Regions from separate parts of the Homo sapiens genome. Here region 2 is linked to region 1. Evidence: chromatin loops called from intact Hi-C (ENCODE). Cell type or tissue: dorsolateral prefrontal cortex. All regions are shown on one strand. Links, peaks and the distances in the headings refer to the core of each region. The heading gives the core; the rest is flanking DNA. Region 1 overlaps CYB5R2 (cytochrome b5 reductase 2). Region 2 has its middle 11 kb from the start of RBMXL2.

The links. A loop is a pair of places that touch in the nucleus more often than their neighbours do. Peaks named below come from ENCODE experiments on the same cell type or tissue, not always from the same donor. Only the 100,000 strongest peaks of a DNase experiment are listed, where the experiment ranks them.
Region 2: a loop joins it to region 1, with 5 times the contacts of the local background. A loop is called at or near these places in 12 of 110 quality-filtered maps.

The regions. Positions count from the first base shown.
Region 1 is chr11:7,656,797-7,672,442 of GRCh38, forward strand. CYB5R2 (cytochrome b5 reductase 2) reads right to left here. Exons shown (of 9, transcript NM_016229.5): 4 at 12,829-12,935; 5 at 12,409-12,538; 6 at 11,682-11,765; 7 at 10,932-11,017; 8 at 9,655-9,754; 9 at 8,308-8,750. The coding sequence ends at 8,578. It also overlaps a transcript of PPFIBP2 not described here. Among named protein-coding and RNA genes, the nearest start is that of CYB5R2, 8.9 kb to the right of the region's middle. In dorsolateral prefrontal cortex, for the core only: CTCF peaks have their summits at 9,130 (motif pointing left) and 9,343; DNase peaks (open chromatin) are centred at 9,115 and 10,897; H3K27ac peaks cover 3,083 bases.
Region 2 is chr11:7,092,039-7,107,684 of GRCh38, forward strand. No RefSeq gene overlaps it. Among named protein-coding and RNA genes, the nearest start is that of RBMXL2, 11 kb to the left of the region's middle. In dorsolateral prefrontal cortex, for the core only: CTCF peaks have their summits at 6,393 (motif pointing right) and 6,592; no DNase peak of the experiment used is centred there.

The DNA of each region.
Region 1 (15,646 bases), core at 6,735-11,734:
GACTTTCTTCGTGGCTGAGAGCGTAGGGAGGCATGTGTGGGGGCCCCGGAGCCTTTGCTTCTGTGGGGAGCGGGCACACAGCCCCCTCTGCAAGCCCAGTCCGGGCTGGCAGGGTGTCTCAGACAGGCTGCTGACAGGCATGAAGCAGAGCTGTGGGACAGGTGTCCAGGGGTGGCCCCAGGGTCCATGTGTGTCTTCAACCATGCTGCGCTCTTCACCGCAGGCTTCATACCTTTTGTACTTTTATACGTGGACTGCAGACCACTTTGTGGGAGGGCAGTGACATATCAGCACACAGACTCGATGGCTCGTGATATTCCTGGTGACAGCCTGGAGGCTCTCACACTCGAGGGGAAGAGCTGTTAGTTCATAAAACCTGCTGGAAAAAAAGTTCCGAAAAACTGTTTTGAATGTTCTGTAGAGACTGTGTTTTGTGAAATGGTCACCAGGAGGTCCCTCCGGGGCTGCTTCACAGAACGTGCTTTTTCCATTCTTGGGACTGTGGCTGGGCAAGGCAGGTGTTTAGGGTATGAGCGGGTAAAGCAACGAGGCTCCTTACCCACAGCACTGCCTGACTCTATCTCCCGTCATCTGCAAGGGGTATCTGTGCGACTCCCAGCTTGGAGCAGAGGCGTCCCCAACACGTGCACACCCTGCCTTCTGCCTCCACCCAAGCTGACACACAGCCTCCTCCCAGGCCTTGCCCTTGGAGCAGCTCAGGCGTAATGTCTGATTAAATAGCTCCCCCAAGTGGAAGGCCCTTGAGCACCTCAAGCTCCGTGTTTCCACCCCAACTCACCAACTTCCCAAACATGTCTGTTTCCTCTCCACTCTTTAGTCCTTCCTCCCTCCAGGCGTCTGCTCAGGCCCTTCCCTCACTAGGGAATGCATTTTTCTCCTAGTCCCCTTCATGAGGGAAAATCCTGTCTCTCAAGGCACGGCAAAGAGACCATCTCTCAGGAAGCCTTCCCGCATGATCCAGTTACAGGTAGCTCTCCCACAGTGCCGTGTCTGCCCTTGAGCCAGAGCACAGCTCACCTTGAAGTTTCTTGTCGTCTTACCATACCCGTCCTCACCACAAACTTGGAGCACCTGCTCTGCACTGGCTCCTGTAGACAGTCCTCCAGTTGCCAAGGAGATCTGTGCTCCTAAGTTCCTCATCCACCCACTCCTTCGCATGTGTGTGTTAAGAACCTTCCATGCCAGGGCTAGAGATACAGGCATGAATGCCAAGGTCCCTGCCTAAAGGTGCTTACAGTGTAGTGGAGTACAGACCAGTTTCAAACAAGACTCTGCCAAAGGTTACAGATGCTCCAATATTAGTTTCTGCAGCCTAAAAGAGCATGTTGTCATTTTTTTTTTATTATACTTTAAGTTTTAGGGTACATGTGCACATTGTGCAGGTTAGTTACATATGTATACATGTGCCATGCTGGTGCACTGCACCCACTAACTCGTCATCTAGCATTAGGTATATCTCCAGGTGCTATCCCTCCCCCCTCCCCCCACCCCACAACAGTCCCCAGAGTGTGATATTCCCCTTCCTGTGTCCATGTGATCTCATTGTTCAATTCCCACCTATGAGTGAGAATATGCGGTGTTTGGTTTTTTGTTCTTGCGATAGTTTACTGAGAATGATGATTTCCAATTTCATCCATGTCCCTACAAAGGACATGAACTCATCATTTTTTATGGCTGCATAGTATTCCATGGTGTATATGTGCCACATTTTCTTAATCCAGTCTATCATTGATGGACATTTGGGTTGGTTCCAAGTCTTTGCTATTGTGAATAATGCTGCAATAAACATACGTGTGCATGTGTCTTTATAGCAGCATGATTTATAGTCCTTTGGGTATATACCCAGTAATGGGATGGCTGGGTCAAATGGTATTTCCAGTTCTAGATCCCTGAGGAATCGCCACACTGACTTCCACAATGGTTGAACTAGTTTACAGTCCCACCAACAGTGTAAAAGTGTTCCTATTTCTCCACATCCTCTCCAGCACCTGTTGTTTCCTGACTTTTTAATGATTGCCATTCTAACTGGTGTGAGATGGTATCTCATTGTGGTTTTGATTTGCATTTCTCTGATGGCCAGTGATGATGAGCATTTTTTCATGTGTTTTTTGGCTGCATAAATGTCTTCTTTTGAGAAGTGTCTGTTCATGTCCTTTGCCCACTTTTTGATGGGGTTGTTTTTTTCTTGTAAATTTGTTGGAGTTCATTGTAGATTCTGGATATTAGCCCTTTGTCAGATGAGTAGGTTGCGAAAATTTTCTCCCATTTTGTAGGTTGCCTGTTCACTCTGATGGTAGTTTCCTTTTGCTGTGCAGAAGCTCTTTAGTTTAATTAGATCCCATTTGTCAATTTTGTCTTTTGTTGCCATTGCTTTTGGTGTTTTAGACATGAAGTCCTTGCCCATGCCTATGTCCTGAATGGTAATGCCTAGGTTTTCTTCTAGGGTTTTTATGGTTTTAGGTCTAACCTTTAAGTCTTTAATCCATCTTGAATTGATTTTTGTATAAGGTGTAAGGAAGGGATCCAGTTTCAGCTTTCTACATATGGCTAGCCAGTTTTCCCAGCACCATTTATTAAATAGGGAATCCTTTCCCCATTGCTTGTTTTTCTCAGGTTTGTCAAAGATCAGATAGTTGTAGATATGTGGCGTTATTTCTGAGGGCTCTGTTGTTCTGTTCCATTGATCTATATCTCTGTTTTGGTACCAGTACCATGCTGTTTTGGTTACTGTAGCCTTGTAGTATAGTTTGAAGTCAGGTAGTGTGATGCCTCCAGCTTTGTTCTTTTGGCTTAGGATTGACTTGGCAATGTGGGCTCTTTTTTGGTTCCATATGAACTTTAAAGTAGTTTTTTCCAATTCTGTGAAGAAAGGCATTGGTAGCTTGATGGGGATGGCATTGAATCTGTAAATTACCTTGGGCAGTATGGCCATTTTGACGATATTGATTCTTCCTACCCATGAGCATGGAATGTTCTTCCATTTGTTTGTATCCTCTTTTATTTCCTTGAGCAGTGGTTTGTAGTTCTCCTTGAAGAGGTCCTTCACATCCCTTGTAAGTTGGATTCCTAGGTATTTTATTCTCTTTGAAGCAATTGTGAATGGGAATTCACTCATGATTTGGCTCTCTGTTTGTCTGTTGTTGGTATATAAGAATGCTTGTGATTTTTGTACATTGATTTTGTATCCTGAGACTTTGCTGAAGTTGCTTATCAGCTGAAGGAGATTTTGGGCTGAGACAATGGGGTTTTCTAGATATACAATCATGTCATCTGCAAACAGGGACAATTTGACTTCCTCTTTTCCTAATTGAATACCTTTTATTTCCTTCTCCTGCCTAATTGCCCTGGCCAGAACTTCCAACACTGTGTTGAATAGGAGTGGTGAGAGAGGGCATCCCTGTCTTGTGCCCGTTTTCAAAGGGAATGCTTCCAGTTTTTGCCCATTCAGTATGATATTGGCTGTGGGTTTGTCATAGATAGCTCTTATTATTTTGAAATACGTCCCATCAATACCTAATTTATTGAGAGTTTTTAGCATGAAGGGTTGTTGAATTTTGTCAAAGGCTTTTTCTGCATCTATTGAGATAATCGTGGTTTTTGTCCTTGGCTCTGTTTATATGCTGGATTACATTTATTGATTTGCGTCTATTAAACCAGCCTTGCATCCCAGGGATGAAGCCCACTTGATCATGGTGAATAAGCTTTTTGATGTGCTGCTGGATTCGTTTTGCCAGTATTTTATTGAGGATTTTTGCATCAATGTTCATCAAGGATATTGGTCTAAAATTCTCTTTTTTTGTTGTGTCTCTGCCAGGTTTTGGTATCAGAATGATGCTGGCCTCATAAAATGAGTTAGGGAGGATTCCCTCTTTTTCTATTGATTGGAATAGTTTCAGAAGGAATGGTACCAGTTCCTCCTTGTACCTCTGGTAGAATTCGGCTGTGAATCCATCTGGTCCTGGACTCTTTTTGGTTGGTAAGCTATTGATTATTGCCACAATTTCAGATCCTGTTATTGGTGCATTCAGAGATTCAACTTCTTCCTGGTTTAGTGTTGGGAGAGTGTATGTGTCGAGGAATTTATCCATTTCTTCTAGATTTTCTAGTTTATTTGCGTAGAGGTGTTTGTAGTATGCTCTGATGGTAGTTTGTATTTCTGTGGGATCGGTGGTGATATCCCCTGTATCATTTTTTATTGTGTCTATTTGATTCTTCTCTCTTTTTTTCTTTATTAGTTTTGCTAGCAGTCTATCAATTTTGTTAATCCTTTCAAAAAACCAGCTCCTGGATTCATTAATTTTTTGAAGGGTTTTTTGTGTCTCTATTTCCTTCAGTTCTGCTCTGATTTTAGTTATTTCTTGCCTTCTGCTAGCTTTTGAATATGTTTGCTCTTGCTTTTCTAGTTCTTTTAATTGTGATGTCAGGGTGTCAATTTTGGATCTTTCCTGCTTTCTCTTGTGGGCATTTAGTGCTATAAATTTCCCTCTACACACTGCTTTGAATGTGTCCCAGAGATTCTGGTATGTTGTGTCTCTGTTCTCGTTGGTTTCAAAGAACATCTTTATTTCTGCCTTCATTTCGTTATGTTCCAAGTAGTCATTCAGGAGCAGGTTGTTCAGTTTCCATGCAGTCGGGTGGTTTTGAGTGAGATTCTTAATCCTGAGTTCTAGTTTGATTGCACTGTGGTCTGAGAGATAGTTTGTTATAATTTCTGTTCTTTTACATTTGCTGAGGAGAGCTTTACTTCCAACTATGTGGTCAATTTTGGAATAGGTGTGGTGTGGTGCTGAAAAATATGTATATTCTCTTGATTTGGGGTGGAGAGTTCTGTAGATGTCTATTAGGTCCACTTGGTGCAGAGCTGAGTTCAATTCCTGCGTATCCTTTGTTGACTTTGTCTCGTTTATCTGTCTAATGTTGACAGTGGGGTGTTAAAGTCTCCCATTATTAATGCGTGGGAGTCTAAGTCTCTTTGTAGGTCACTCAGGACTTGCTTTATGAATCTGGGTGCTCCTGTATTGGGTGCATATATATTTAGGATAGTTAGCTCCTCTTGTTGAATTGATCCCTTTACCATTATGTAATGGCCTTCTTTGTCTCTTTTGATCTTTGTTGGTTTAAAGTCTGTTTTATCAGAGACTAGGGTTGCAACCCCTGCCTTTTTTTGTTTTCCATTTGCTTGGTAGATCTTCCTCCATCCTTTTATTTTGAGCCTATGTGTGTCTCTGCACGTGAGATGGGTTTCCTGAATACAGCACACTGATGGGTCTTGACTCTTTATCCAGTTTGCCAGTCTGTGTCTTTTAATTGGAGCATTTAGTCCATTTACATTTAAAGTTAATATTGTTATGTGTGAATTTGATCCTGTCATTATGATGTTAGCTGGTTATTTTGCTCGTTAGTTGATGCAGTTTCTTCCTAGTCTTGATGGTCTTTACATTGTGGCATGATTTTGCAGCGACTGGTACCGGTTGTTCCTTTCCATGTTTAGCACTTCCTTCAGGAGCTCTTTTAGGGCAGGCCTAGTGGTGACAAAATCTCTCAGCATTTGCTTGTCTGTAAAGTGTTTTATTTCTCCTTCACTTATGAAGCTTAGTTTGGCTGGATGTGAAATTCTGGGTTGAAAATTCTTTTCTTTAAGAATGTTGAATATTGGCCCCCACTCTCTTCTGGCTTGTAGGGTTTCTGCTGAGAGATCCGCTGTTAGTCTGATGGGCTTCCCTTTGAGGGTAACCCGACCTTTCTCTCTGGCTGCCCTTAACATTTTTTCCTTCGTTTCAACTTTGGTGAATCTGACAATTATGTGTCTTGGAGTTGCTCTTCTCGAGGAGTATCTTTCTGGCGTTCTCTGTATTTCCTGAATCTGAACGTTGGCCTGCCTTGCTAGATTGGGGAAGTTCTCCTGGATAATATCCTGCAGAGTGTTCTCCAACTTGGTTCCATTCTCCCCATCACATTCAGGTCCACCAATCAGACATAGATTTGGTCTTTTCACATAGTCCCATATTTCTTGGAGGCTTTGTTCATTTCTTTTTATTCTTTTTTCTCTAAACTTCCCTTCTCGCTTCATTTCTTTTATTTCATCTTCCATCACTGATACCCTTTCTTCCAGTTGATCGCATCGGCTCCTGAGGCTTCTGCATTCTTCACGTAGTTCTCAAGCCTTGGTTTTCAGCTCCATCAGCTCCTTTAAGCACTTCTCTGTATTGGTTATTCTAGTTATACATTCTTCTAAATTTTTTTCAAAGTTTTCAACTTCTTTGCCTTTGGTTTGAATGTCCTCCCGTAGCTCAGAGTAATTTGATCGTCTGAAGCCTTCTTCTCTCAGCTCGTCAAAGTCATTCTCCATCCAGCTTTGTTCTGTTGTTGGTGAGGAGCTGCATTCCTTTGGAGGAGGAGAGGCGCTCTGCTTTTTAGAGTTTCCAGTTTTTCTGTTCTGTTTTTTCCCCATCTTTGTGGTTTTATCTACTTTTGGTCTTTGATGATGGTGATGTACAGATGGGTTTTTGGTGTGGATGTCCTTTCTGTTTGTTAGTTTTCCTTCTAACAGACAGGACCCTCAGCTGCAGGTCTGTTGGAATACCCTGCTGTGTGAGGTGTCGGTGTGCCCCTGCTGGGGGGTGCCTCCCAGTTAGGCTGCTCAGGGGTCAGTGGTCAGGGACCCACTTGAGGAGGCAGTCTGCCCGTTCTCAGATCTGCAGCTGCGAGCTGGGAGAACCACTGCTCTCTTCAAAGCTGTCAGACAGGGACATTTAAGTCTGTAGAAGTTACTTCTGTCTTTTTGTTTGTCTGTTCCCTGCCCCCAGAGGTGGAGCCTACAGAGGCAGGCAGGCCTCCTTGAGCTGTGGTGGGCTCCACCCAGTTCGAGCTTCCCGGCTGCTTTGTTTACCTAAGCAAGCCTGGGTAATGGCGGGCGCCCCTCCCCCAGCCTCGCTGCTGCCTTGCAGTTTGATCTCAGACTGCTGTGCTAGCAATCAGCGAGACTCCCTGGGCGTATGACCCTCCCAGCCAGGTGCGGGATATAATCTCATGGTGCGCCGTTTTTTAAGCCCGTCGGAAAAGCGCAGTATTCTGGTGGGAGTGACCCGATTTTCCAGGTGCGTCCGTCACCCCTTTCTTTGACTCGGAAAGGGAACTCCCTGACCCCTTGTGCTTCCCAAGTGAGGCAATGCCTTGCCCTGCTTCGGCTCGCACACGGTGCGCGCACCCACTGACCTACACCCACTGTCTGGCACTCCCTAGTGAGATGAACCCGGTACCTCAGATGGAAATGCAGAAATCACCGTCTTCTGCGTCGCTCACGCTGGGAGCTGTAGACCGGAGCTGTTCCTATTCGGCCGTCTTGGCTCCTCCCTTGCATGTTGTCATTCTTAATGGGGGTTTGGGGAAGGAGTCTGAATAGGTTCCATGGAAGAGATGACACTTGAATTTGGAAACATGAATCATATTTTCCCAGGTATGCCGGAGAGGAAGGGCATTCCAGGTAGACAGACTTGAAACAGCCCAGTACAACCTAGGGATTGCCAAAAGTTGGTAGGCTAGAGCAGGGTTTCCTGGCCTCTGTGCTGCTGTCACTTTGGGCTGCGTAATACTCTGTGATGGAAATACTCTGTGATGGAGGCTCTCCTGTGGGTTTTAAGATGTTTAGCAGCATCCTTGGTCTCTACCCTCTAAATGCTAATAGAGGGTAGATGCACCCCTTCTGTAGCTGACAACCAACATGTCTTTGGACTTTGTTATCTGTTCCCTGAGCAGCAAAATCACCCTCAGTTGAGAACCAGTAGGTGAGAGAATGGGGTCGGAGTTGGGGGCCCAGGGAAAGAAAAATCTGATAAAGTCGGCAGGAGCAAACCAAGAAGGGCCTTGGGAGCCAGGCCCTGGAGTGTGTCCTGGAGAGATGGGGGTGGCCAGAGTGGGGTCTCCCTTGAAAGCAGTGAAGGATCCCCAAGGAGACAGTGAACAGGGGGATGGGTGAGGTTGGCTGTCCCTCCCCCCCACCCCGACAGACCCTCGTTTGGGTTTCATGATACAAAGGATTTAAGGCAGTTTCTGGAACCTGACTTTGAAAGTTGAGAAGTTTCTGTGTGTAACCACTCCTACCATGACCCCTAGTGCCATGGAGAGATTCTTGAGAGTTGATGTGACCCCACTTGGAGTTTTTTAGGAACTGCCCCGACACTTGCCAGTTGTGACCCCCATGGGCATGCAGAAGCCAACTCACAGGCCAGGCCACGGCCTCCTGACTGCCTAGCACGTCCCCCACAGAGCCACACTTCATGGGCTGTCTGCTTTGTACTTGAGTTTATTTCACAAAACCACGGAGAAAGATACTGAAATGGAGCTCTTTCCAGCCTCCAAGCAAGGAGGCCCCAGCAGCCAGTCTCCAGCCCCTTGAGCCCTTTTTGTTAGGCCCACACCCAAAAGAGGAGAACCAGTGTGTGCGCGAAGGTACATGGCAAGGCACTTTTGAAAACATCCCAGTTTACCGTGGTGAAATTGAACTTACTCTGAAACAGATGAAAAGGGACATGCAAAATTGCTGAGCACGTGGAGGTGTTAGTAGGTGAAAATCATGTCCTGGGTATAACCCAGCTTCTCCAGGTTAGGGTGAGCCGCCGTCTGGATTAGTGGTGGCGGGCCACACACCAGGATGAGCGTGGACTTCGCTGGAGGAGGAAGGTGCTCCTTGATCATGTCGGCAGTAACGAAGCCTGAGCTGTACTTCCAGCCTGAAATGAAGGAGATGCAGGAGCAAGCTGAGCGATGCCAGGTGGAGTTCCTGATCCCAGGCCGCCTGCACACCCACCCTCAGCCAGGGAGGAGGTGACAAGCTGCTCTACAAAGGCTTAGAAGTCTGTACTACTGCTCCCTGCAAAAAGCCTCAGAACTAGTAAACAGCCCTCTGCAGCAATCACCCCAGGTCCCAGGCTCACTGCAGGGACCCTGAAGCCCTGCTGCTGTCTGTCAGCTGTCAGCATTGACGAGGAAGGAGAACACAACGAGGTATACCGAGGTGTGTGAATCAGTACAGCCAGCTGGAGTTGTCCGGCAGGGTGTGGCCTGGTGTTAGTGGAACTGCGCAGAATTGCTCAGTAGGGTAGCGCCCTCTGCCGACCAGGGACCTGTATGACAAGCAGGTACAGCCGGGAGCAGTGTGAGAGGCGCGCCTGTGGGGTGCTCTGTGCACAGTGGTTGCTGGGATGCTGTCTGGGCTGCAGCAGCTGTCTGGGGGCTCAGCATGTCCAGGTGAGGTGGGCGGTAAGGGGTGTGGTGGCCGTAAGCAGAAGGGTGAGTGGTGAAGGGGTCAGTGCCCATATTAGATGTGTATGTGATGGCTGTGTGGAATGGGTGGGTGTTCACAGTGGACAGGGGCAGTGTCCCTTTTGATGTTCAGTGCAGCGTGAGGTGCTGCTGATGTATTAGACACCTGCTCTCGATTGCCCTTAAAAGCAGGCCATCCCAAATCCTTTCTCCCTCAATTTCTCACATTTCCCATCTGGAGCCAGAGCCCCAGGCTTAACCCCCACATCTGGTCCTACAAAACTAAAACAAAACAAAGAGACAGAGACCAGTCCTCAAAGTGGTCAAGGGTTGGTGCTGACCCATGGTGAGTGAGGGCAATGGATGTCGTACCAATGGGAGGCCTGTCCAGGGTGTACCACAGGTTGAACTGGTCTGGGTGAGTCCTGGCAATTTCTTCAAGCTCTTTTCTGACCAAGATATCCTCCTCTGTCTAGAAAAGAAGCAACACTGAAAAAGCCCCTCCAGGGCCATCCTCTTGTTCCCTGGACTGACTACACCGGTCAGCATACTCCTGGCCAAAGCTGCCACCACTCCAGCTGGAGTGCTCGCTGCCAACTCCCACGGCAAACAAGAGTTCTGCTGCTGCTCCTGAAGCTCAAACCCTTTGTTTTGTGGATGAAGTTCCTCCATGTGGATGAAGAACCTCCATGGGATGTAGGTTCCCATGGAGCTGCAGTGACCGCCTCCAACTAGAAGGACCTTAGCCAAGCGCTGGCCAGGATGGCTTCACTCGGAGCTCCAGCCCTGCCTCCTACATCTACACTGAGCTCTAGCACAGCAAACCTAACTGGAACAAGCTCAGTGCAGGCCCAGGATCTTCTGGAAGAAATGTAATGGGCTCAGAAAGTCCTGTGATAGAACAGCACTGGATATGTGAAGGAGAGGAAAACAGTCTGGAGCCCCATTTGGGGGAAAGGGAACCAAAGCCAAAAATAACCTGTCACAGCCTCAAAGATAACTGCACAGAAGACCTGGATCTTAAAACTCCTCATGATTCTCATCCCAGTCATTCCACTTCTGGGATTCTGTTTTAGAAAATAATCTAAAAGTAATCAAGCGTAGGCACAATTATTCATCACCATATTATTTAGAACTGAAAACAGCCTGAATGTGGAAGTTAGTAAATTATAGTGCAACTTGATAAAAACTATGATGAAAATATTTATAAAGCATCTTAAAGAGAAGAAAATGCCTGTTGTGGTAATGCTGAGTGAAAAAAAAAAAGCATATATAAATTACAAATATATAACATATATAGAAAAAAGATTTAAAAAGTAAGTAAATATTTATATTCTGTATTTTCTGAAGTGTCCACTGAGGACATCTGTGATTTTACACTTAGCAAAAATACAGCAGTACATCTTAAGGAAAAAAGGAATGCTTAGTGCTTAGGGCTGGCTGAGGAGACACAAAAGAGTTAAATACATGCAAAAAGCAGGCCTGGACTCAGCTTCTCCAGCTGCCAGCAGCCCTGTTGATCCCACTAAGCCCTCCCACAGATGCAGGCACCCAAGCAGCATGAGCTCAGTCAATGCAGGAGAAATGAAAACAAGAGCCCAGCTCAGCAAACATTCCATCCTACCACTGCAAGCTCAGCAGGAACTGACCTGGTTGGCAAAGATGAGGGACATCCTGGTCCTGTCACTGGGGTCCTTGGTGATGTGGCGAATGAGCTGCAACATGGGTGTGATGCCTGGAACACAGTGAGCGAGCAGCCAGCTTTCTCCCTGTCTCTGAAGCCCACAGTCCCTGACCTGCAGCAAGCTTCATACCTTCCCCCAGCCCAAGTTATCCTTTTCTCACTTCTGTCCCCAAAACTCAAAGCAGGAAACAGCCCTTCATTTTGGTTTTCCTTTCTAATGCAACAGTAAGTCAGGTAGTCTTTCTCATTTTCATATGGCAAGATGGAAAGAACACTCTAAGTTCTTCAGTGTCCTCATTCATCAAACAATGACGGGTAAATGTGATCGTTTTAAGAATGCCTATTACAGTGCCTGGCACATTGTATGTCTCCTTCAAAGACTGCTCTCTTTCTTCAGGCAGTCATTTTCAAGGGATGGGGAGAGTCAGGCTTGAACTGGATCTAGGAGCCCCTGGGACAGCATGGGTGGGCCTGCCCAGCTTGCCCCCAAGCCTGACCTGAAAGGTCCCCACAAGGCTCCTGAGCAGCCACCATATTGGTTAGGGGAAGCAGGGTACACAGGGTCAGTTTCAAGACCTGTCACTGGTTCATCGTTCCCACCTTCTACAGCTGGAGGCGAAATCTCTCATGTTGTCCCTTAGAGGATCAAATGACTCCCAAGTCAGAATGGGTCTCGGGGCTCACTCTCTGGATGGAGCCCCTAGAAGCCTCTTACCTGTGCCCCCAGCAATCATTCCCAGGTGATCGGCCAGTGTTTTTTTAGGCTCACTCGTCTGGTCTGGTCTGATTCCAAGATTCCCTGGAAACACAGAGAATGCTTATGACCTCTGCAGTTCTTGCCTAAAGAGACTGCAAAAGATCACTGACATTCCTTAGGACTCCCAGGAGGCACGTCCAGCTAAGGGACTGTCTGCACCATTTTAAGCTGGAGAAGCAGGCCAGGGCAGTCTCCTCAGCTAGCCCTGGTGCTCCAGTGCACAAAGTGGGAATAGAGCCTGGGCTTGGTCGGGGAATCGCCGGGCCTTCTGTTCTGAGGAAAAAGAGGGGCAAGCTGAAGTTAACACAGAGACTCAAAGAGCATTCTCACTCACGGAGGTGAACCAGTGAGTAAACAATGGCTATGTGAGTAACCAAGGAGCATGGACTCCCTCCATCCATTTTTCAGTATTAGCAGGCACCATTTATGTATCAGGCATTGTGCTGGAGATTTTGATACAATGACGAGGAAACACCAAGTCATTCCCCTACCTTACAAAAGCTGACAACCTCATGAAGTGGGTGTGTGAATGTGTAACAAGTGTGATCATTATGCATTGTGTGTGAATGAATGAAGACTAAGGACAACCCCATGTGACTCAAATCTGAGGAGTGTACGAGAACAATGGAACCATTGCAGGAATCTTCCTCCCAGCTGGGAGCCCAAGTATTAACCCCTCCAGTACCTGGCCCATGGTAAAACAAGCGTCCCCTTGGCCCTCGAAAAAAGATGGTCTCCCCGATTTTCATGTTCTCCAAATACTGAGTCATCTTCCCACCTTCAGGATATTGGGGGTGTACATTTTTGAAGTAGATCTGAAAAGCAAGGCAGCACTGCTTTCACATTCCCAGACACAATGCCACAGCCACGTACAACTAGAAAATGCATTTACTGCTGGAAGCTTTGCAGAGAAAGTGTTCTCCTCTCTGAATTGTTGTACGCAATCCCTGAAGATGAAGCTGCCACAAGGTTAACTGTAGCTTCACTGCTGGAAAGCCCTGCCTAGGGCATATGTGCCCTCAGAGAAAAAGCACTGCCCCTCCACCCCACCACCCTCAGTAGGCTTGGAAGCACGAGCTAGCCAGATATGGTGGGCACTATTTACCTTTATAATTAGGTCCACAAAGCCTCTGTCATCATCACTGGAGACAGGGGTGTAAGCCCTGACCACCAATTCATTATCGATTTTTGCCAAGAGCTGGACATAGTTACCTATAGAAAAGGCATCAAGCACTGAGTCAAAGCATATTTAGCTTAAATAAGGCCCAGGAATAAAGGACTGAGCTTCAGTGAAGGGAGCAAATACTGGGGGCACAATGTTAAGAGGGGTGGGAAGAAGAGAGCAGGGAAGGAACCCAAATATGGGATGCCCGGATCCTAGGCCTGCCCTGCCTCCCTGTGCTACCCTAGGCAAGTCACTTCACCTCTCTGGGTTTTGGTCTCTTCATCTGTAAAATGGGGGTGATATGTCTGCCCACCTGTGATCTTAGTGTAACTGCTTTTTGGAGCAGGAAAAGATCATTAAAGTTGGAGAGTGAGTATTAAAAATTACAGAAAGGGGTCAGACATGGTAGCTCACGCCTGTAATCCCAGCCCAGAGGCGGGTGGATTGCTTGAGCTCAGGAGTTCGAGACCAGCCTGGGCAAGATGGCGAAACCCCATCTCTACAAAAAAATACAAAAAATTAGCCAGGTGTGGTGGTGCACACCCACAGTCTCAGCTACTTGGGAGGCTGAGGTGGGAGCATCACCTGAGCCCAGGAGGTCGAGGCTGCAGTGAGCTGAGACTGTGCCACTGCATTCCAGCCTGGACGACAGAATGAGACCCTGTCTCAAAAAAAAAAAAAAAATTAGAAAGGAATATTTGTCTATTCAAGAAAAATATGTGGCCTTCACAAACTCCTTTCTTCCTAAACTGGATGTATCACTGAGATCTGTGAATAAATTACAACTACTCCATCTGTATCCTGGTACTAGGCACAGAGCAGGCCTGGGCTCACAGATACTACAGGGCCCTAGGATTTGGGTACCCATGGAGCAAATGAAACAACAATATCATGTCTTCCTGGCCTATGGCCTTGTGAGGAGTAGCAGTGAAGTTTTTAACCATGTAACTCTGCCCTTCCTGGGTAGAATTCAATAAACCAGGTGTGGCCAGAGACCTATGGATCATGACTACATCCCACTGTCAGATGACACACTGGGCAGCTACGACCTGTTGGATCCAAAATGTGAGACTCAAATTACTAAGGCAATTAGTGGCAGGGACAGGAGTGCAATCAAGAGATACTAAGAGCTAGAGGCAAGAGAAAGTTTTGTAACCCTAACCCTTGACTAACTTCCTGTATGTATGTAGTCAGTTTACTCCCTCAGTTTCTACTCGCTCAGAAACTGAGTGGACTACATACGGGAAATTAGTCGAGACAAGGAAGATGGAACAGAGAGATGGATAGAAACCAAGACCTAAGGTGCAGGGAGGAGGAGGAGGCAGGAGGAGAAAAAAGCAGGCAGAGTAGGCACTAGAGGGGCTGGTCCCTGAAGCTGATTCAAGGGGATGAGCCAAGTCTTTGAGGTGCCAACACTCTGGGCTCAGAACAGGCTCAATGACTCTGGTCATGGTCCCTCTGGGCACCAGGGATAGCCAGGAGTAAGTGAGACACCTAGCTTCCTTCTGAGAACCTGAAACTGGAAACCTGGAAAGGCTCTTTCATATGCAGCCACCTAGGCCTGGCCTGAGGGTGTCCCCAGGGCAAATGGGGCTCCCTGGCTGGTCCTTCAAGCCCCATCTCTAACTTGCTTCACTTCCACTGGGCTGGGACGAAGCAGCGAACTCTGAGGCCTCATATTAGACTCTCCCAGAGGCCTCTACATTACCTTGTCCCACTAACTTTGCACGGCCTAGGCCAAGGCTGAGGAGATAGTGGGTCAAGGCAGTTTCTAAGCAATTCTCTATCTCAAAGTTTTTCATTCTTTTAGGCTTCCTGCCAACAGGACCTGCCTGACAGGCCGAGCAGGGAGCTGAGAGACGGCACGCACAACACTGAGCTCTCGTGCATAGAGATGGAGTGAGGGAACAGCAAGGAGGCTCAGGGGCCCAGCGAGCTGGCTAGAGTGTAATCTCACCACCTGATAGAGCTGAGGTCAAGGTTTTGGCCTGTGCATATAAGACAAATAGGCCACGGAGTAGGATCCACCAGGCAGGCAAGCAGCACTAGCAGATTATACAAAGCTGCTCTGAATCCCTGATTCTAGCAGTTTTCTACTGCACTAAGACTGACTCAGCTATCTAGTGGTGTTACAGATTAGAAATGGGATAACTCAACTCTAGGACTCCTAGGGCTGGAATCTGCAACTCGTAGGGCTGGTCCCTCCTTATGTGGGTCTGAGGCCCCTGCAGAGAATCTAAGTGACCTTGGGGGCAGGGCACACCTGACTCATTCCTGCCTACCCGCACATTCTGGGCCTTTCCCCGACCACTGGTTCCTCCCATCCCTCCCAGGTGCACAATACTTTGTAGTTTCTGAATTTTCATATCCATCAGTCACTCTACTTTCACAACAACCCAAGTGAGGTAGACAGGCAGGCCTGGGAAATCCCATTTCATAGACTGAGGCTCAGAGAGATTGAAGGACTTCCCTTAAGTTCCCCAGCAAGGAGCCTTCCATGAGATTTTAGGCCTTTTGGCTCTAGGTTCAGTTCTTTTCAATGCTCACTGAGGTACCACTCTCGTGTCAGCCCAATTGGAATAATGAAGAAAAGAAATTTTCTGTCCCACATCCATCCCCCTATCTATCTCCCTGAGCTCACAGGCTCAGGAGGAGCAAGAGGGCATCTTCCACACCTCAGGACGTGGGAAACCTGTGTTTCTGTTAAGAGAGGAGGGCCTAGCCCCCAGAGGCCCCAGTCCTGGTGATGACCCAAGCC
Region 2 (15,646 bases), core at 4,144-9,143, 570 kb before region 1:
GATGGAATAATAAAAGATTTGGTAAACCAACCACAAAAAATCAATAGCTTCATTTCACCACCAACAAATTATTAAGAAACAAGTATTTAGAAAAGAGACACTAATGGGAGATATAGCTAATCTTCAAATTTGCATGGTGGAATAAAGAGCAAGAAAAGCCAAATCAATTCAGATGAACAGTTGTTAGGAAGGACTCATCCTACAGATACCAAGACTTATTACAAAGCTCTAGCAATTTAATTGTATGATGTCAGCAAACAAGGATAGACAGACCAATAGACCAAAACTGTGATCCTAGAAACAAGTCCACTTCTGTCACATTATGCAACAGAGGTAATTTTAAAAGTCATTGGTGGCAAAATGAAATTCTAAAAAAAAAAGACTATTTGTTAAAAGTGAGATTCCATAACAGCATACACAAAAATACATTCCAGATGGTTTGAAGATTTAAATGTGAAGAGGAAATTTTTAAACACTTAGAAGAAAGTGAAGAAATGTATACACCACGGTGGGGTTGAGAATTCCGTTTTAAGACAAAAAGTACAAACTTGGAAAATATTGATAAAATTTTCCATATTATTATTAAGGTATTTTAATGATAAAAGTGACTATTAACAAAGTGAAATTTCAAGCCATAATATTGGAAGAATATATTTACATTGAAATGACTTCCAAAAGAATGCTTAAAAATCAATAATAAGAAAAAAACAAGAAAAAAATGGACAAAGACTTACATTTTTGATAGATGTATAAATTGATACAATCATTTTGGAGATAATTTTAGCAATGCCTAGTAAAGTTGGAGGATGCATACTTTACGACCCAGAAATTCCATTTCAAGGAATGGACTTAAAGAAATTTGTGCATATTCACAAGGAGATACGCACAAGATTGGTCAGTAAAGCACCCTTTGAATGTTTACAACAAAAGTAGTCTACCTGGAGTGGATCAACTGAGATTTATGATGAAGCTCAGTGTAGAAGCTAATATGAATCAGCCAGGTCTACATGTATCATTATGATAAATATGAAAATATTAATATTTGGTGAAAAAGGCGAATCGCATAAATATAGGTATAGTAAACAAAATAGGATTTGAATGATAGCATGAAAAATCAGGATATTTAGAGTTAAGAGGAAAGGAAAAAGATGGGAGGAGGAGTGAACTTTAGCTGAATGTTTTATGTCTTTAAAAGTGATGGCTCTTAAGCAAAACTGACAAGTTTAACATCTTAAATTTCTGTGGTCTGTACATTGGCATCTCTTATTCCGTAAGTTCAAAATATTTTATAATACACATTTTAATATTAAAAAATAGAGCTTAGCATACCACCCAGCATGTAATTACTGAAAAATGTTTGTTATTAATATGCTGAAACTCAGCTGCAACATTCTTATCTTGGCAATGATTCTTTCTCCTGGCTTTGTTCTTTCATCAATATGGGTGATGCCTTATTCTATTTAAATGAGTTTTTAAAACCTTTCTATCTCGGACTGTGCCCACAGCTTGTTTACCATAATCTCAAGGGTAGAACCGGCAATACCTGAGAACCAGATCTTAGAGGAAGGTGCAGTTTTTCCTTTTGTTGTCTGTTTTGAAGTGTAATAGCGATGAAAAACGTTTTCCAATCAACAAGCTGTTTCTGAAGAGTAATCTCCTGAATATTGAAACTATTAATAAAAACAAAGTATTAACATTAGGAAAATAAAGACTCACTGGAGTTCAGTGAGTTAATTTTAGAGATTATAGCATACAAAGGTTGTAGATCTCTCATACATATATAATACAACAGTCTCAATATTTCTTTACTGGAAATATTTTTGTAGGAAAATATGCCAGAGGTCTAGTCAATTGAGAACTCTTTATAATCACTTTCATAATGATGAGAGAGAGAGAGAGCTTATCACATGTTTTCCAGAACTCACCCACTGAGTAAAATTTAAGGAATTTGTATCTCAGTGAAAACCTTTATATTTTCTATCATGTGCTTTTCTCCGATTACTCCTGAAACCCCATCTCCTCCATATTTCCTTCCAAAATGGTTTCAGGAGTATTCAAATTGTCCATGTGGCAACTGACAGCATTACCGAATCCCCACAAGATGAAGGCTGAACATCTTCTGTTTCTGATCACAACCGGAATTCTACTGTGGCTCCTGTGACTATCTTAAAGAGTGCTAGAGGTAGAATTTTTTTTTTCCCCCATAGGGCAATAGTTCCCTTTTCCCCTTGCCTTAGGCCAAGTGAGATAGAGAAGGCTTCTCTGCTAGTGTTCCTCCTAACTGGGGCCTCTAACATTTTTCAACCTTTATGTGGTTTCCATGCCCCCTCCCTTTTAGCCTTTATTTTAAAAGTGATGTAACTTTCCTTCTTTTCCTCCATATAAATGTTCTCTCTGGGGATAGTTACTGTGTTCTCATAAATGTTTTCCTCTTTAGAATGTGTTTAAGAACTCACCAAGCAAAATAAGGCTGTATTGCTCTTGCTGTGCACACATGATATCCAATGCTCATGGCAATTTCTTTCAGAACCTACATGTTCTATTTGTGGTGAAGTTTATTCTGAAGCTAATTACTCTTACAGTGTAGCACATCTAAGAATGATTTTAAAATGATTTTGATAAATATTTTGTGAGTGACATTGAATGAACATATCAAGCACAGAAAATTAGAGGAACGACATAGCAATGATGTCCTTGTTGAATGCATCTCACTATCATATTTATTAAAGTGCTCAAGGGGAATAAAAAATATGAGGACCTATTATGAAAATTTTAGAGAAAACAGTAGGAAGAAATAGTAAAGCTTTCTCAGGTTTGAAGGCTGCTTGTTATAGTAGAGAGAGAATCTTTTGATCATATGCAGAAGCTCTCATTCTGTTATTCATGTAGCTTGGACAACTTTCTTAAAACTTTAGACCTTCCGTTTTTTTCATGTGTGGTGATAATACAGTTTCATCATATTTATGGAAGTTTTAAATAAGATGACTCATATACAGCACCCAGCACAGTGCCTGGAATGCAGTGGGGTTCGTTAAGTGGTAGTATTACGGCATTCTGCAAAGCAGTAGCACAGACTTTCCTTTGGAATTTATCATTTATATTCCTAGTAAAATTGCTTCTATACTCAAAAGTCTTCAGAAAAAGTACACTTGAGAGTTTTAATTGTATTTACTCAAGCTGCACTCATCCAGCTTGAAATCTTGGAGATATATTTGACTCTTTATAGTCCCCATTAATTTTCTGCTGCCTCTTTCTTCTTCACCTCTTCAGTTGAGGGGACCAGAACTTCCACCATGGGCTCAGTGCCCCATTCCTAACCAGTCAGAAGTAAAGCAGGTTGATGTTATTATAAAGGCTTGATTCCTTCTTATCTGTTAGGGTTTAGAATTATTGCTCTCTGGCATAATTGGCTTAGACTCAATTTTGCCCCAGAAATAAAGTGCCTAGTGCAGTGCCTAGATTTTTAAAAAATGTAGCTGTTTTTATTGTTATTTACAGTTGACTCAGGCTTTGGGGCACCTAGAGAAATCTCTGAGTTGAAGAGTGTAGTAATTTAGAATAAGTAATATGTAATCTTGTAGACCTGAATTTAAATCCTGTGTCCACCATTCACCAACTGTGATCTTGGTCGGGTTACTTAATTACTCTTTGTGTTTTTTTCCCCTTACCTATAAAATAGGGTCAAGAATGCTCCCCTCATGAGATTGGTTGTCTATCTATCCATTTATTCATTGAATCTAATTTTTATTTATGTAGTACCCACCAAATGGCAAACGCTGTGCTAATATCACGCCAACTAAGGCAAACAGAAAAGCAGCACCAAGATCACAGTTAGTGAATGATCTTGGTCAGGTTGCTCTTTGTTTTTTTCCCTTATCTATAAAATAGGGACAAGAATGCAATCATACTTATTGGCCAGATTAATATTCATTAAGGACGATTCACAGAGACAGTGGAGTAGTACTTGCTAGTTGCCCAGATGCATTCTGTGGGAATACACAGAGATTTAGCATGACTGGACTTCAGCTTTGGGAGAGGAACTCCCACATTTGGGCTGTGGGGCTTTTGAGTTGCATAATATAGGAGATTCCAGCCCCTACCCTGGAATAATTAGGGGTTAGGATATAATAGCAATATGTCATGGCAGAAATAGCTATAACCCTGTCACTTCAGTGCTCGTGGTTGTGGATTTGCAGGAGTTGAGGACTTGATAATAACATCAGTCTGCCCTAGACAGGTTGACAATGGGTCACTGAACCTTGCAGTCAACAGCTGGAGAAGGGAGAGACAGTAGAATATAAATGGGGCTGAGAAGAACATGTTTTTTGTGAATAATACTTTTATCTAAGGTGGTAAAGGGCTGGAGTCAAAGTCTTGTAATTGAAGCTGTATGGCAGCAAAGCAAACTAGAGGCAGGACTTGCTACATCAGCATTCAAGATTGAGAATGTACTAACATTATAGCTGCAGGGGTAACTGTGGCCCAGGCTGTGCAGCTGACCATGATTGACTGCATTAAAAATGGGCTAAAAGCAGCTTTCAGTGAAATTTGCAGAAGGCCAATCCTTTCCAGGATGCCAATCTACTGAGGATTAGTTTTGGATAAATTAATCCTTGTCTCTTAGCTAAGCAATGGAGACATATTGGTGAGCCAAAGTAGACATTGTTAATCCTCACATGGAACAGTGTTCAAAAGGTAAGATAGACTGGTTAAATTGTCATACAAAAAGCAACATTTTAACCATGACAAGCACTATGAAAGAGAGATACATAGCACTATGAGACATGTTTTTAAAAGCTTGATGTAGTATAACAGGGATCCCCAACTCCTGGGCCAGGAACTGGGCTGCACAGCAGGAGCTGAGTGGTGGACGAGCTGGCAAAGCTTCATCTGTATTTACAGCCGCTCCCATCACTTGCATTACCACCTGAGTTCCACCTCCTTTGAGATCAGCAGCAGCATTAGATTCTTACAGGAGCATGAGCCCTATTGTGAACTGCACATGTGAGGGACCTAGGTTGCATGCTCCTTATGAGAGTCTAATAGTTGATGATCTGTCACTGTCTCCCATCACCTCCAGTTGGGACCATCTAGTTGCAGGAAAACAAGCCCAGGGCCTCCACTGATTCTACTTATGGTGAGTTGTATAATTAATTCATTATGTATTACAATGTAATAATAGTAGAAATAAAGTGCACAATAAATGTAATGTGCTTGAATCATCATAAAACTATCTCCCCCGACTCCCTGGTCCCTGGAAAAGTTGTCTTCCACAAAATTGGTCCCTGGTGCCAAAAAGCTTGGGGACCACTATATATAGGACACCTAGAGAATGCATCCTTAAGTGATAATTGAACTAAGATGTGAAGGATGTATAAGAGCTAAATTTCTGTGAAAATTAAATGAGATAATATATAAAAAAGCATGTAGCACATAGTAACCCTCAGTGAATGAAGACTGATTTTCTTATACCTATTCTCTTTTGACATCAAGGTAGTTTTCGCTGGGAGTTTGTGCTATATAAATAAAGGTGAAGGAATGCAGGTGAATTACTAACAGACACTAATTTAAGAGAGCATATCTTGAGGTTGATTACCAGGAGAGGGGAAATGAGAAACACAGAATGTGAATCAACAAATAGGAGAGGCAAATAATGTGAGATCAGTTCAAGGTCAAACTAGTAAGAAAAAAACAGATGAAATGAAGAAGTTGGGAAAAAGACAAGTATTGGCTGGATTAATGCCCTGGGAGTAACTACTGATACCCCCTTTAAAGTCTCAGAGCCAAGTTCACAGATAAAGTAGCTTTTAAAGGTATCAGGGTTGTTTGAATCTGAGATGAATCAGACCCTCTTTATCCTTCAGGCACTCATAGTTTAGTGTGGGTAACATTTTTCTGCATAAACTACCTAAAATGCAAAACAGAGCAAGAAATGTTATCAAATAGGCATGGGCAATGTGCTAAGCAAACCAATTAATTCTGATGAGGAGGCTTTCCAGAGGTGGTAAAATTTCAAGATATTCCATGAAACAGGGAAACTCCTCTTTCATTTGTGTATGTTATCCACTTTAAATACAGCTAGGTTCATTTGTTTCTATTTGTAATTAATTTTAGGAGTGTCTTCATCTTGTTGATTTTATATCCCATCTCTGCTAATTTACATGGAAACTATTGAAACTTCTGAAGATGGGAGTGATTATCTGAGCTGCAGTTTGGCACCTGAGAGATGGACCGAAGAGAAAGGTTGGAGGGAGAGAGCCATCTAAACATACTAAGGCTTGCATTTTTATTTGTATTTAAAATTGCCCTAGTTGATTAAGAAGCTGAGTGGAGGAAAGCATGCTTCCTGACACGGAACAGAAGTTACCATATGATAACAGTCCACTAGATGTCACTAAAAGCTCAAGGATTGGTGCTTTATGTTTCCTTTCTTGAACCTGCCCCTTGGAACTTGAACTCTAGGGTCTGTGGATTTAGGCTAGGTGCTGCTTATGCTTTTAACTGGAAATCCCCATATAATCAGGTACTGCAAGTTATGTACAGTTGAAAAGACCAGAAGTATATCCAAGTATATATAAGCATTCAAATTGGTGGGAAAAGTAATTCAATAACTGATGCTGATTTAATTGGCTAACCACTTTGGAAAAAAGTCCTAATGATTTTGATCATTATACACCAAAATGAGTTCTAGGTGGATTAACTTTTTTTAGGTAGGATTTTAACTTTTTTTTTTAAGTGTGGTAAAATACATATGACAAAATTTACCATCTTAGCCATTTTTAAGTGTACAAGTTTAGTGGCATTAAGTACATTCACATGGTTATGCTGCCATCACCACCATCCATCCATAGAACTCTTTTCAACTTGCAAAATTGTGGATTAATTTTTTTTTTTTAATTGAGATGGAGTTTCGCTCTGTCACCCAGGCTGGAGTGCAGTGGTGTGATCTCGGCTCACTGCAACCTCCGCCTCCCGGGTTCAACCAATTCTCCTGCCTCAGTCTCCTGAGTAGCTGGGATTATAGGCATGTGCCACCACACCTGGCTAATTTTTGTATTTTTAGCAGGGACGGGGTTTATCATGTTGGTCAGGCTGGTGATCCGCCTGCCTCGGCCTCCCAAAGTGCTGGAGATTACAGGAGTGAGCCACTGTGCTCAGCCAGATTAACTTTTTAAATGTAAAAATAGAAACAACAAAAAGTTTAGAAGAAGATCTATTTGTGTTTTTATATAATTGAGTTTTGGAAAATTTTTCTAAGCCCAACAGTAAAGGAGGTATCAAAAGTTATATATTGATAAATTTTATTACCTAAAGATTAAAATTTTGTTTACATCTAAATGCCTCAAAGTTTATTCATTTATTATATATATGAATAATTTATCATATATTCATTATGATGTGGTTATAGGACTTGCTGGTTTTCAGCTATGGAGCTGCTGTCAGTTCCTAGGGACCTCCCACAATTCCTTGCCATGTGCTCCTCTCACATGTCCTTTTACAATATGGCAGTTTATTTCTTTTATGCCATAGCATAAAAGCTCAGATCTCTCTTTTATGATATCAATCTAAGTAGCTCAGTTCTCACCCTAAAGTTTTAGGAAAAATTAATAAATAAGGAGTATTCACTCTCTAATAAGCATGCATATTATAGAAAAATATGTAATGAGAAGCAGAAATACATTAAAAATTAGTGTATAGATTACTTAACAAAGATAAAGCCCACACAACATCTAGTTTCATCCAATATGTTAATACCTTTTTATAACTCCCTCTTTGTACTTCCTCCATGGAAAAGATACATGGGTAGGACATGAGGACATCCTGGATATTTGGTATGGCGTTCTTTGCTGGGTACTGACTATTTTTAATTATTTTGACCATTAGCTTCCTTACAGTTAGCATATTATCACTTAACTTGACAGTTGTTTTGAATTAAGAAATCTCACAATCAATCTTGAATTGGAACTGATATGTGTGCTTTTAAAAACAAAATCTATAGTGTTGTTTGGTATCAAATCCAGAGTTAAGCTCAGCTTTGTCAGAATGTTGGGGCATACTTCCTTCACAATGGCTGCTTTCTAGTGGCAGTTGTCAGGGTATAACTTGAGGTTAAACCATTCTCAGTGTTCCATTCCCTGGTTTAATCATGCCCTTACCTGAATCCTTCAACTACCTCACAGGCAGCAATTCATTGACTCCTATCTGGTATGAGATTGTAAACTGAAAGATGTCCTGATTTCCCCGTTACAAGATGATATTGTCTTCTGTTTTATCCATCAGCTATCTTTATCAGTAACACCAGAAAATTATATATAATATGATTTTATCTCTAGTCTCAAATTTGTGCTGATGAACTTAATCATCATAATGTTCTTATTTTCATTTGTGTTTTGTCTTATTATGTGGCCACAAATACATAGACAGTGTATGTGGTTTTAGCCTTCCATTGTATCTGGAAATTTAATTGTTATAAGCCTTTTCTTGTAGACCTTATTCTGTATTTGTATGAGATTCTAAACCTTCTACAGTGGCTACAATTTTGTTGGTCCCTATCAAAATCAGAGATCTGGGAAAACAAACCATAATGTTTATATTTTCCATTAGGGGAAACGTTCTTGGGAAAGTAATCACTCTGGGTATTTAGACAGCCTGGAAATGCAGTTCCACTTTTCAGATGCTTACTGGTTTCCACGAAAATGTTCATTCCATGAAAATGTTCCGTTGAGGCGGAATGAAGGGGCTCGTGACAGGGAACCACTGTGTGCTTGGCGTTGTCCTCAGCCTTCTGTTCACTCATTTAGTATAGACCAGTATATACTACTGGCTGAGCATGGTTCTGAAGGGTAGAAATGCAAATATGAGACACTAATTATGATCTCTATCTTTGAGGATTTATTTCTCAGCCTTGTGAGGAAGAAAAACACTAACTAGAAATTGCAATCCAACTCACATATGAGTACAAATGAAAACACTTCATCCTGGAAGCAGAAAATACGCTTCTGCTTTGGAATAGAAGCAAAATTGAAGACTAGAAGTGAACCTGAAAAGAAGGCAGAAGTGAAGTAGGATCTGCATAAACTGTTACATGTTTTCTCTTTTATGTCCAGTTAAATATTTTTGACAGTAGAACTGCAAAAATACTTAACATTGAATTGAAGAATTTCTTTGTAGAAGTGTTGAAGAAACACCATTTCTCTGATTTAAGGAAGTCATAAATATATTTGAATGTTTGATATTCTAAAATTGTTTAGTAATATTAGTTTTCACTAAATGGATTTTATGACCTCAGTCATAACACTGCTTTATTTACTTTTATTATTTCCAGTGGAGTAAACACTCCACATATAACTAATATATTTGGAATAACTCCTCTGTCCTTCATTTGTTTTAGGAAGGATTAGAACAAAGCTAGATTTAGGATCCTCGCGGGAGGGGTGTGCTTTACTGAAACACTCATTTGATTTTATAAATGTTTCTAGATATCCAGGAGAGATGGAATTAACCAGTCCTCAGCTCCTTAAGGATGTAAGTGCTGGCTAACCAGAACAATAACTATCAAATTAAAAATAGCGGTGAAGCGGTACTCAATCTAGGGCTAATCCAGTACTATGGCAACAAGCACTATTCTTGGCCCTAGTGAGGGACAGGTACTGCTCCTCCTAATCATTTTGGGTTGCTCTTTCCCCAGTCTCAGATAGCTTCCTCACACATTTGCATGAATCAATACTTGGCTAAATATTCTAGGTGGACTCTCTGGAGATGTCTGGAGTTTTTTCTTAGTGCAGCCTCTTTTCTCTGTTACTCTGGCCTGCAAATGGTAGCACCTTTTTTCCCTTCTGAACTGTTGTCTTTCTATCTTCAACTAAGGTTATCAGCCAAGCTCTGCCTGAGTTCTTCCTCCCTGATTTCCATAAAAATGGATATTTTAATGGAAAAATATAATTCATAGAAATTGACTCAAGGATAAGTAGGATATATAAATAGGGTAATAACCATGTAAGCAATTTTAAATCTGTGAAAGAATTCTCTGAAAGCATGCTTACTTTGGTTAGATTGCAAATAAGTAAAATAAAATAATTTCCCTGTTATATAAATCACTGAAGTATATTTTAAAAGATAGACAATATTTAAGTTCATTTTACAAGCCAGTGTAAACTTGCTATCAAAATCTGGCAGATATGAAAACATGAAAATTATAAACACTTTTTACCCATGAATATAGGTAAGAAAATATTCTAAATAATAGTAAGAGTTGGATCACACAAAGTATTGAAGAATATCATGAACAAATAGGAATGTGGTTTTGTAAAACTTATTAATAATTTATATCGGTAGACCAAAAAAAAGTCACATGAGCATCTCCATAGACGCCCATGAAATATTAATAAAAATTCAATATCCGCTTTTGATACAAACTCTTGGTAAACCAAATGTAGAACATGGCAAAATGTATCAATCTCAAGGTATCAGCTGACAGAAATTTTAATAGTAAGAAGGAATCTGAAGTAAGAAATGAGAAATTTATGATTGATCTAGAATGTCAGAAAATGAAAAAAAGCAAGTTACAAAGGGAAGTAAAGGAATAAATAATATTAAAATATAATTATTTGCTGACAACATGATTATTTACATTTAACTTTTTAAAATGAGGAAGGACCTATGCTTTCAATGTCAAGAATGAAAGTATTTTTGCCCCCCACCCCAATTTTTAAAAAGAAAACTATAATGTATCAGTTTCCTAGTTTCTTCCCATCTCCCTTTGGCAGTTTTGAATGAAATCATTGGGATTTTAAACTTTTACAATTTATGTTATAGATGCTCTGCCAAAAATAGTGACAAATTACATTCAATTCCATTTGGATATTTTAAAATTACATAGATTAAATTTTGTTTTCAATACTTACTACCAATTTTTTTTTAATACCATCTTCCCTTTTATTAAGTTAAAATGTTAACAATTGATTTTGTGGTTGGCTGAAATAGAACCAGTAATAACTTTTAAGAATGGAAATGTGGTTGGTAGATTTTCTGAGTTCTTATATGGTTGGTAATATCTTTCAGCAGATTTTCTAATGAATGTGTGCTTGATCAAATAGAAAACGTTCCTACTGTATGTCTGTCGTTTTTAAGATTCTTTAGCCAATGCTAAACTGGCATTTTTTGTTATGGTGCAGAAATCTGAGGCCAGCAGGACACTATTTTTCCTTTCACCTTTTCTTTCTAGTGAGAATTTATTTTTTTAATCCTTAACATTCACAACTTTTATGAAGCTATGCCCTCTTAAAAAATTATATTTGCTTTTAGTTGAAGTTAGACATTTCATCCCCCAAATTCAAGCAGTCTTTTAGTTTCAGGCATGTTTGTCTTTTATTTCATTGATTTTGCTTTTCTTCTGTTGGTTTCTCTTTTGGGGATGGTCTTTACATGCATATTCCATGTTCTTGATTTGTCCTCCATGTTGCTAACATTTTCTCTCCTCAGTTAAGTCTATATTGGGTGATACTGAGTTATTTCTCTTGAGGTTTAGTTTTTCATTAAAATGTATCTATATCTAGTTCATTATCTCAATTTTTTCTCCTGACAAATCTTCTGTTTGCTGACTCCATTAAAATAATTCAGCAACTATGCTTTTCAAGTCTTGAAAAAATATTTCCTGATCTCATATTGTGCTTTTTTCATAATTTTCTATTTTAGTTTCATAAATCGTAATGTCCCCCCCCAATCTTTTTGAATGTGTGAATTATAGATTTTTCGATGATTTTTTCTTTCTAGGAAACAAGTCAGTTTACTTGGGGTGGCAGAGGGTGAAACATTGCTGGGATTTGTCAGCTTGATCCCTCTTTTTCAGTGCTGAGCATTTTTACAGTCCAATTATCTTTTTTATTTTTCATTATGTCTACGGAGGAGTGTCTCTGTTATATCAGTAGGAAATCAAGGTGGCTTTTTCAGAGACTGTGTTGGTTCCTTTCAAATATTTGAAACACTGACAGAAGGAGACATTTTAGATTTCCTCAAAGTTTACATTGCCATTTTAGAAATCTAGAAGCCTATAAGGAAAATTAAAACTGTAGAACTAAGAGCAGCCAACACAGAGAGCATTCTCTTGGTGTTCTAAAGCTAGGATTCCACAATTATTATGACAATTCAAGTTAGAGAGGTGTGTGTCCTCATCTTTCCTCCTTTTCTTGCTCCTTCTCCACTGTCGTCTTCATCCTAGTAGTAGTATTTATTTTGTCATAGTTTTCTATTTAATGTTTATTGAAAAATGTATCATACCTGCATAAAAGAGCATAAAATTATTTATACACTTTACAGTAAAGCTGTAAAGTGAACACATGTGTAATCACTAACTAGATCAAGATAGCACACAAGGAGTCCTTCATTGCCTCTCCCCAAATGTAACTCCTCTCCCTCCTGGAAGTAACCACTTTCCTGACTTTTGTAAAATCATGTTCTTGTTTTTCTTTATATTTTAATAACCTAGTTATATTCTTAAGTAATATGATATAGTTTTGCTGAATTTTATAATTTTATGTGAAAGGAATTATATATGCTTTTTTGCCTTTTCTTTACATTAGTACTTTATTTGGGATATTTATTTTTTTGAATGAGGTTATAATTTGTTAATTTTTGTTGCTATCTGGTATTCCATTGCATGACTATAACACAATTTATTCTTCCATTTTATGGTTGTACATGTCAGCATCACTTCTAGTTTGGGACAGTTATAAACAATGCCACTCTCAACATCCTTGTATTTCTGTACCTAGAGTGATTGCTAAGCAATGCCAAACTGCTTTCCAAATGTGATAATTTCAATATATCATTCACCTAGCTGTAAATATCTATTGTTTCACCCCCTTTCCAACCCTCGATATCATCACATATTCACTTACCAATCCATTTAGTGGATGTTCAGCTCAGTGTCAAAGCAATCCCCAGGCTGTGTGAGTAGGTGAGGCAGTTTATGTCTGTCTTGCTCTTACCCTGAGAGCACAGCTCTTTGGATTCCCAGCTCTATGAGAGGAAGGTCTCCTTTTAGAATCCTCATCAATGTGTACCGTGGATTTGGTCTTCTGTCTTCCGAGCCACAACAAGCCTTGGAAACTACTGTTAAAGTTCAGAGGACTTGGCAAATGCTGTCCTATCAAAAGTTCCTTCGCTTACATATTGACCTGATAACTCCTTACTATTTTGGCATATCTTTGATGCATTTAACATTTTTTTGTTATGTCTTTTGTTCAGTTTTTCGAGTTTTTATGAAATGTCTCCAGAGCAGATTGGGTGGGTCCAAATATTAAGTCCACACTTTTTGGACAATGTAATTTCCCGTAAGTTAATTGATTGATTGATTGATTGATTGGTGTATAAGCATCCCCCTTTCTCTGCAATCTCACCAGCATCTGTTATTTTTTGACTTTTAAAAAAATTTAGTTCAATAGTTTTTGGGGGAGCAGGTGGTTTCTGGTTACATAGATGAGTTCTTTAGTGATTTTTGAGATTTTGGTGTACCTGTCACACAAGCAGGGTACACTGTACCCAATGTGTAGTCTTTTGTCACTCACCCCCATCCACCCTTCCCCCTGAGGCCCCAAAGTTCCTTATATTATTCTTATGCTTTTGTGTCCTCATAGCTTAGTCCCACTGATAAGTAAGAACGTACCACATTTTGTTTTCCATTTTTGAGTTATTTAGGTTGGTACAAAGATAATTGCGGTTTTTGCCTCAATTTCAATGGCAAAACCACAATTGCTTTTCACCAACCTAATACTTCACTTAGAATAATGGTCTCCAACTCCATCTAGGTTACTGCAAAAGCAGTTATACACACACACACACACACACACACACACACACACACACACAGATATACCACATTTTCTTCATTTATTTGATAGATGGACATTTAGGCTGGTTCCATATTTTTGCAATTGCAAATTTTGCTGCTATAAACATGCATGTGCATGTTTATATAATGTGTCTTTTTCATATAATGACTTCTTTTCCTCTGGGTAGATACCCAGTAGCGGGATTGCTGGATTGAATGGTAGTTCTACTTTTAGTTCTTTAAGGAATCTCCATACTGTTTTCCGCAGTGGTTGGTTATACTACTTTACATTCCCACCAGCAGTGTAAAAGTGTTCCGTTTTCACCACATCCATGCCAACATCTATTTTTTTTTTTAATTATGGCCATTTTTGCAGGTGTAATGTTGTATCTCACTGTGGTTTTAATTTGCATTTCTCTGCAAATTCGTGATGTTGAGCATTTTTTCATATGTTTGTTGGCCATTTGTATATCTCCTTTTGAGAATTGTCTATTCATATTCTTTGACCACTTTTTGAGATTGTTGTTTTTCTTGCTGATTTGTTTGAGTTCCTTGTAGATTCTGGATATTAATCCTTTGTCAGATGCATAGTTTGTGAAGATTTTCTCCCACTCTGTGGGTTGTCTGTTCACTCTACTGATTATCTATTTTTCTGTGCAGAAGCTTTTTAGTTTAATTAGGTCCCATGTATTTATTTTTGTTTTGTTACATTTACTTTTGGGTTCTTGGCCATATCTCTTTGCCTAAGCCAATGTACAGAGAGTTTTTCCCATGCTATCTTCTAGAATTTTTATGGTTTCAGGTCTTAGATTTAGGTCTTTGATCCATCTTGAGTTGATTTTTATGTAAGCTGAGAGATGAGGATCCAGTTTCATTCTTCTACATGTGGCTTGCCAATTATCCCAATATCATTTGTTGAATTAGGTATCCTTTCCTCACTTAATGTTTTTTGTTTGCTTTGTTGAAGGTCAGTTAGCTATAAGTGTTTGACTTTATTTCCGGATTCTCTATTCTGTTCCATTGGTCTACATGCCTATTTTTTTAAATTTTTTTTTATTATACTTTAAGTTCTAGGGTACATGTGCACAACGTGCAGGTTTGTTACATATGTATATATGTGCCATTTTGGTGTGCTGCACCCATTAACTTGTCATTTACATTAGGTATATCTCCTAATGCTATCCCTCCCCCTTCCCCCCACCTCACGACAGGCCCTGGTGTGTGATGTTCCTTATCCTGTGTCCAAGTGTTTTCATTGTTCACTTTTACACTGTTGGTGGGACTGTAAACTAGTTCAACCATTGTGGAAGACAGTGTGGTGATTCCTTAAGGATCTAGAACTAGAAATACCATTTGACCCAGCCATCCCATTACTGGGTATATACCCAAAGGATTATAAATCATGCTATAAAGACACATGCACACGTATGTTTATTGTGGCACTATTCACAATAGCAAAGACTTGGAGCCAACCCAAATGTCCATCAATGATACATGCCTGTTTTTATACCAGTACCATGCTGTTTGGTTAACTATAGCCTTGTAGTTTCAAGTCGAGTAATGTGATGCCTCCAGATTTGTTCTTTTTGCTTAGTCTTGATTGACTAAGTGGGCTCTTTTTAGGTTCCATATGAATTTTAGGATTTTTTTTTCTAGTTCTGTGAAGAATGATGATGGTATTTGGATGGGAGTTGCATTGAATTGGTAGCTTGCTTTTGGCGATATGATCATTTTCACAATATTGATTCTACCCATCTATGAGCATGGGATGTACGTGTTACCATTTGTATAGTCAGTGATTTCTTTAATCAGTGTTTT